2 separate regions of the Homo sapiens genome follow, and region 1 is linked to region 2. The links are chromatin contacts, found by Hi-C or POLR2A ChIA-PET in ENCODE. All regions are on one chromosome and are shown on one strand. Each heading gives the region's core, a stretch centred on a gene start or an enhancer-like site at or near the end of the contact. The rest is flanking DNA. Distances are from core to core; before and after follow the strand shown.

The links. Hi-C counts contacts between places; a loop is a spot of excess contacts on that map. ChIA-PET counts read pairs that join two places held with the same protein, here RNA polymerase II (POLR2A). Pooled maps may share reads with other maps.
Region 1: a pooled map shows a loop between it and region 2 (4-fold over the local background). The contact joins the promoter of CCDC77 here to the enhancer-like site in region 2. A Hi-C loop is called at or near these places in 9 of 50 pooled maps. POLR2A ChIA-PET finds 5 or more read pairs at or near these places in 5 of 52 experiments (A673, AG04449, K562 and 2 more).

Annotation. Positions count from the first base shown.
Region 1 is chr12:399,700-403,043 of GRCh38, reverse strand. It overlaps CCDC77 (coiled-coil domain containing 77), which reads right to left and starts at 1,400. Exons shown (of 13, transcript NM_032358.4): 1 at 1,360-1,400. It overlaps LOC105369594 (a long non-coding RNA gene), which reads left to right and starts at 1,634. Exons shown (of 4, transcript XR_007063149.1): 1 at 1,634-1,726; 2 at 1,994-2,151. RefSeq lists enhancers at 590-1,142, 1,557-1,876.
Region 2 is chr12:537,134-540,770 of GRCh38, reverse strand. The region is part of intron 3 of B4GALNT3 (beta-1,4-N-acetyl-galactosaminyltransferase 3); the gene reads right to left. Among named protein-coding and RNA genes, the nearest start is that of B4GALNT3, 79 kb to the right of the region's middle. RefSeq lists enhancers at 1,033-1,762, 1,763-2,492. Within about 2 kb of position 1,975, at least 14 of the 41 ENCODE cell types and tissues checked have a DNase peak (open chromatin) inside an H3K27ac peak, as active enhancers do.

The DNA.
Region 1 (3,344 bases), core at 151-2,650, 140 kb after region 2:
CTGGCACTTGAAACGTTTAACTTAAAAAAGAAATCACTCAAGTTAGGTATTTTTTTAGCATCTCAAAGCTAACATTTCCTAAACCTAACACATCATCTTTTTATCCAAACATGCCCCTTCTGACTTTCCTATTTTAGTTACTAATTCAGCGTTTCCAAGCAACCGGGAGTTGGCAACTTAAATTCATCATTTGATCACTCATTCTTCTGAACCTCCTGTCTAACCATATGAATATCTTGTATATTTTATCTCCACAATGACCATGTTAATTCAGAGTCTCAATACTTCTTACCCACACCATTACAACACCTTAACGGTTCTACCTACTCCTTGCGTCTCCTGGACCATTTTCTTTAATAAAATACATCAGTAGCACCTCATAGCCTAAAGCATTAAATCCAATTTGTTAGCCTAGAATTCATGGCTTTCTACATAAGGGCCAAACCTAACTTTCCTGCCTTATTTCTCTCTACTCTCCTAAATGTACCGTTTCCAGATAACTTTCCTGCCTCCATACCTTTGTTCATGAGCTTCCCTCTAGCTGGAACACAACTCCCTCCACAACCCTCATAATTTCACTTAACAAAATCTAGTCTGTACATGAAAACTCATCTTAAATACCACCTCCTTTTTCTCTTTCCTGAGTCTCCCCATCCAAAATGATTTAGCAAAAATGATCTAAGTGCAAAAGAACTGCCTTTGAAATTATCTACAAGTCAACATATTAGAGTGCTTTATTGCTATCGTTTCTCCCATGCTAGCGTGCGCTCCCTACAGACAGAAATCGCGTCTTACTCTTCATTGCCTCTTCCAAAGGAACAATGCCTTTGTTTATAGGTAAATTAACGGGTTTCAGCTAGGGTCTCTGCACCTATCTCCAATACCCTTGCTTAGATATATTCTTATAGCTTGTCTACTAACAATTAACATTTGTGTAGCACTTTGAATTTTTTTCTTTTAGCCACGTGACAAATCTGTACAATTTATTATCCCAACAACCGTTCAGTATTTTCACTATCCCTTATTTCACAAATGAGGAAACTGAGAGCTAGACCAGCGTGGGGTTAGAGTACACCGGAACGCATCTCCAGGGCGCCCGAATCCCGTACTCCTTTTCCCACTTCATCCCATTCTCGACCGCCTCACTGCTCCAGGTCCCAACGCTCCAGCACTCCTGAGGTCTCTCCCTTTGCACATTGGAGCTTTCCTCCTCCGGTCCCCAGCCCCTCCACGGACACCACATTCAGGCTCACGTCCTCTCCTCCGCACTGCTTCCGCAGTTACTTCTCCCTAACCAGATTTTCTTCCCAAGGCTTCTTACCTAACCCCTTCACCCCAAACCCGAAACTCTATACTCACGACACACTAAGACTCCGAGTCAGGGAACGCAACTGAAAAACAAAAGTCAAACCAAGGAGCGGCGCGGCGCCACTGAGCGTCCCTGAATCCGTGCAATCGCGAAGAAGTTTACATGGCCCTTTGGAATGCGCACCAATGGGAAGGGCCTTCACACAGAGGCCCGCCCCCATCTCGCCCCTCCTCGCGGTGCTCCCGACCGCGCAGAGGTCTCTGGGAAATGTAGTTTTCTTCTGCCTGGAGCTCTGCGCGGGGCGACGCAGCTGGGCTGCAACCCGCTCCTCCAGGGACGGGTAGTGTGACGTTTGGGGTCAGAACGCACCACTTTCGGGCACCCCCACTTAAGATTGCTCAACTGCTTTGAGCTCAGGTACTTCGCGTTCATGGTACATATATGTTGTAATTTCCAAGCTTGTCTCAAGAGATAAAGATTCTAAGAAAAGTTTCTTCTTCCATGACCGGGTGGCCTAGAGCCAGGATAGGACCTGAGGTTCAGTTTCTACGGTCAGGGGACTATGTATTAAAATTCTACTATTTGTTCCATAGCAAACACTGCTTCCTTTTCCGGAGAAATGTAAGACACTGGGCTTTAATGATAAAAGCAAGTTCAAAATCCATTATGGTCTTATCTTTCCAGAAAGCAAGGTGTAAAGGTGGGGGAAAAGCACTTTCGTCTCAGAATTACAGCTACTGGTATGGAAAAGCTGGGGCCCTTCGCTGGTGTGAGTCCTAAGGATGTCTAAATGGAACGTGCATCTGCTACAGGCTCGCACTTTCCTTTATTGCGCTTCCCAGGTAACTGTTTTTACAAATGTAAGGTTTGTGGCAACTCTGCATGGAACCAAATCTATCTGCGCCATTTTTCCTACAGCACAGGCTTACTATGTGTCTCTGCACCACATTTGGTAATTTTCACAATATTTCAAACTTTTTCATAATTATTGTATATGTTATGCTGATCTGTTATCCTTTATATTACTATTATAATTGTTTAGGGGCACCATGAACCATGCCCATATAAGATGGCAAACTTAATTCATAAATGTTGTGGATGTTTTAACTGCTCCACAGACCAGCAGTCTCCCTGCCTTTCTCCCTCTCTTCTTGCCTCCTTATTCCTGTGATACAACAATATTGAAATTAGACCAATTAACAATCCTACAGTGGGGGTTCAAGTGAAAGGAAGAGTCACACATCTCTTACTTTAAATAAAAAGCTGAAAATGATTAAGCTCAGTGAAAAAGGCATGTTGAAAGCCAAGACAGGATGAAAGCCAGTCTTCTTGCACCAAAGTTAGCCAAGTTGTGCATGCAAAGGAAAAGTTTTTGAAGGAAATTAAAAGTGCTACTCCAGTAAACACAAAAATGATAAGAAAGTGAAACAGACATTGCTGATATAGAGAAAGTTTGAGTGGTCTGGATAGAAGATCAAACCAGCCACAGCATTCCCTGAAGCCAAAGCCTAATCTGGAGCAAAGTCCTAACTCTTCAATAAAATGAAGGCTGAGACAGGTGAGGAAGCTGCAGAAGAAAAGGTGGAAGATAGCGGAGGCTGGTTCGTGAGGTTTAAGGAAAGGAGCTATTTCCGTTACTTAAAAGTGCAAGGTGGAAGCAGCAAGTGCTGATGTAGATGCCGCAGCAAGTTATTCAGAAGAGCTAACTAAGGTAATTGATTAAGGTGGCTAAACTAAACTACAGACTTTTGATATATATGAACCAGCCTTTTATTGGAAGGAGATGCCAAGTAGTACTTTTGTAGCTAGAGAGAAGTCAATACCTGGCTTCACAGCTTCTAAGAACAGACTGACTCTCATGTTAGGGGCTAATGCAACTGGTGACTTTAAGTTGAAGCCAGTGCCCATTTACATCCCTGAAATCCTAGAGCCCTTAAGAATTATGTTAGATATAGTCTGCCTGTGCTCTATAAATGGAACAACAAAACCTGGATGACAGCATATATGTTTATAGCATGGTTAACTGAGTATTTTA
Region 2 (3,637 bases), core at 726-3,225:
CTCCGTCTCAAAAAAAAAGAAAAGAAAAAAAGAAGAAAAAAAACCTCTGAAGCTTCCCAGAAGGCTTCAGAACAGAGCCTCACCCAGCACACGGAGTCTGACCTACCTTTTCCAGCCTCACCTCACACCACTCCCTGCCATACACCTTTGCTCCACCCACATCAAAACCCTGTCTTTGCCAAAATCGTCATGCTGTTTCCCTTCTCCATGCTTTTACAAATGCAATTTCCTGATTAGAAGGCCCATTCATTTCTTCCTTACGTGGCAAACTCCTGCTCATCCTTCAAAGCTCTTCTCAAATAGTTCTCTCCGAGGCCTTCTATGACGTCCCCAGGCAGAGGGAACAGCTCCCTCCCCTGTGTTCCCTGCACATCCTAATTATTTAAATGAACAAACGCTTGGAGGAGCTAAGCCCAGAACAGTATCTTCCTCCATTCTATTAGCACTGAGTGTCTGCACTGTACCCCTTAAAGATGAAAGAGAGGTTGGTCCTCAAAGGAGGCAGACATGTAAACAAAAGGGTGTCACCTGCGCCAGGGGCTCTGGCAGAGGTACGAGGTTCAGAGGCGCACGAAGGCAGGCACCGTCAGCCTCCTCCAGGAGCACTCGGAAGCCCATCGCAGGACATGAGTGCTGACTGGCCCTCTGCTTCCGCTATACCCTCTGCTACTCAACCAGAGTCAAACTCGCAAGACCAAGGGTACCTGGCTAGTGGTTCAGTTCTAACTCATGCGGCAGTGGGGCCTCCCCCGGAGGAACACAGCAGGGTGATCAGGTCACCGGTTCCTACACACCAGGAACTCCTATGTCCTGTTCAGAGTTTCGAGGTACTCGATCTATTTTATTTTATTTTATTTTTAAGGTCAGGGTCTCACTCCGCTGCCCAGGCTGGAGTGCAGTGGCACAATCATGGTTCTCTGCAGCCTCAAACTCCTGGCCTCAAGCAATCCTTTTTCCTTAGCTGCCCAAGTAGCTGTAACTACAGGTACACGGCACTACAGCTGGCTCATTTTTCTATTTAGTGGAAATGGGGTCTCCCTATGCTGTCCAGGGTGGTCTCAAACTTCTGGCCTCAAGCGATCCTCTCATCTTGGCCTCCCAAAGTGCTAGCATTACAGGTGTGAGCCACCACACCCAGCCTTGAATTGTACACTTTAAACGAAGTGTATGGGTGAAGTGTATGGTATGTGAATTACAGTTCAATAAAGCTGTTTCTTTCTTTTTTTTTTTTTTTTTAAAGGAAAGGCTGAGAACAGGAAGGAGTCTGTGTCACAGCTCTGTCCACAAAAGAGAGACACTGCCTTCTCAAAGCCTGTGTGAACAACCCACGAGAACTCTGATCTCACTTGCTTTGATCTGACTTTGTACTCACCAAATTTCTTTCTTGTAACTATCTTGGGTTTGGGGAGTGGCCTGGCTGGCAGACATAGCATTTTGGTGAATGGAGCAGTGTATTTACCAACACATGAACAGATTGGCACTGGGGTTTGTTAATGAGCGTCTTGTGATCAGTGTTGGTGTGAACAAGTTTTGAAACAGTCACTCCATGAAGCCCAGGCCCCTAGCCATCCAATCTGATCAGTCAGCCTCTGGTGCACCAAGTAAAACGTCTGAGGCTGCTGAGTCTCCGGAGTGACTTCTGGCCTCAGAGACCCTGGGCTGCCAGCCAAAGCTCGGGGCAGGGAAACAGTGAAAGAGGAGGCCATCGTCATCTTTCTCATCTCCTGCCCTTGCTCACCTTTAGCAGGGCCCTGCACTAACTCTGTGACCCTGAGCTGACCTCTCTGAGCCATTATCTGGAAGAGGGATAACAGAACAACCTGACAGCTCCCGGACAGTAGTAGATGCTCAATAAACGATGTGTATTATTAACCTGGGAACTTCCTGCTGGCCAAGGACAGGCAAGGGGATGGGAACAGAAGTCCCCAGAATGTGGCGAGACTGCAAGGCTGGGCTGGATGCCAGCTGGCACCATAATGCAGCTGTGTGACTGCGTGTGGTTTGGCCTCTCCAGGACCTTCCTTCCTTATTCTCCTCATTGATAAAATAAGAGGATTGGATCAGTGAACCCCTGAACATCCATGAAGACTGTAATGAATATTTTGTAAGCTATTTTTAGTATTTAAAAATGGAAATCAGTCATTTACCACCAAAAGGCCATACACACTTACTAAAATAGCCAATATTTCTTTTTTTTTTTTTTTTTTTTTGAGATGGGGTTCTCAACTCTGTCACTCAGGCTGGAGTGCAGTGGCACAATCTCGGCTCACTGAAGCCTTAACTGCCTACACTCAAGCAATCCTCCCGCCTCAGCCCCCCAAGTAGCTGGGACCACAGGCGTGCATCACCACGGCTAGCTATTTTTTTTTTATTATTTGTAGAGACAAGGTCTCACCATGTTGCCCAGGCTGGTCTGGAACTCCTGGGCTCAAGCAATCCTCCCACCTCGGCTTCCCAAAGTTCTAGGATTCCAGGCTTGAGCCACCAAGCCCAGCCCAATTTTGATCACTGTTTACTATTTGTTCACTGTTTTTGTTTCATTATATGTTTATACATATGGCCTTGATTGGCAAAAACAAGTGGATAAATTAATTATTAATAAATGTAGAATGTTATGGCGCTATAAGCTTTCAAAATAATTGGTTTATTAAGAAAAAGGATCCATGCTATCCTTAAAGGAGAGAAGGCTGGATCACCAGACCAAATGATCTGTAAAGCAAGTTCTTTTCAAAGTACTATCTCCAGGTAGGGCGGGGCATAATTACCTGGTGATGTCATCTAGTGCAGGTGTGCCAGCATTGTAATCCATCCTCTCCCAGGGCTTTAAAAGGAGGTAGTTTCACAGTGTGGATAACTAACGTCACATTCAGTACAATACTGCCTCCTTCACTCCTGCCCCAGAGCAAGTGGGTGGATTCCAAATAAAACCACCCAGGCTGAAGAGCTCCACCTATGATAGGTATGGATGAAGACAATGAGCTAGCCCGTACCACCCAGCCAAGAAAAGTAATCTGTGTCCGCAGGGCCTCGAGACTAAAGACGCTGGGTTCTAAACAAGTTGTAAAATAGGAAACTCAAATTTAAAATTTTCATCCCCAAAGCACCGTGCTACTCGGAAATCTTGACATAACGATTTATTTACTCAAGGTAATCTTGTGTATGTTAATTAACTTCCTTGAGCCTCAGTTTCTTCACCAAAAGAAAAAGAATCTGGGGCCAAGTATGGTGGTTCATGCCTGTAATCTCAGCACTTTGGGAGGCCAAGGCAGGAGGATCGCTTGAGGCCAGGAGTTTGAGGTCAGCCTGGGCAATATAGTGAGACCCTGTCTCTATAAAAATTAATTTTAAAAATTAGCCAGGCAACGGTGGTACATCCCTGTAGTCCTAGCTACTCAGAAGTTAAAGATACAGTGAACTATGATTGTGTCACTGTACTCCAGCCTGGGAAACAAAGCAAGACCCTGTCTCTAAAAAATAAAAAACCAAAAGATGACACACAATCTATCAAAGCCTGTAAAAATGAAAGATATTATGATGGTTCTGATAACTTTTATTCATTTAACTGCTTCCTGTAAGTTTTCTAAAGCAGAGTTTCCCAGTGCATGTTCGTTACAGCATTTCTATGGATCCTCGAGCA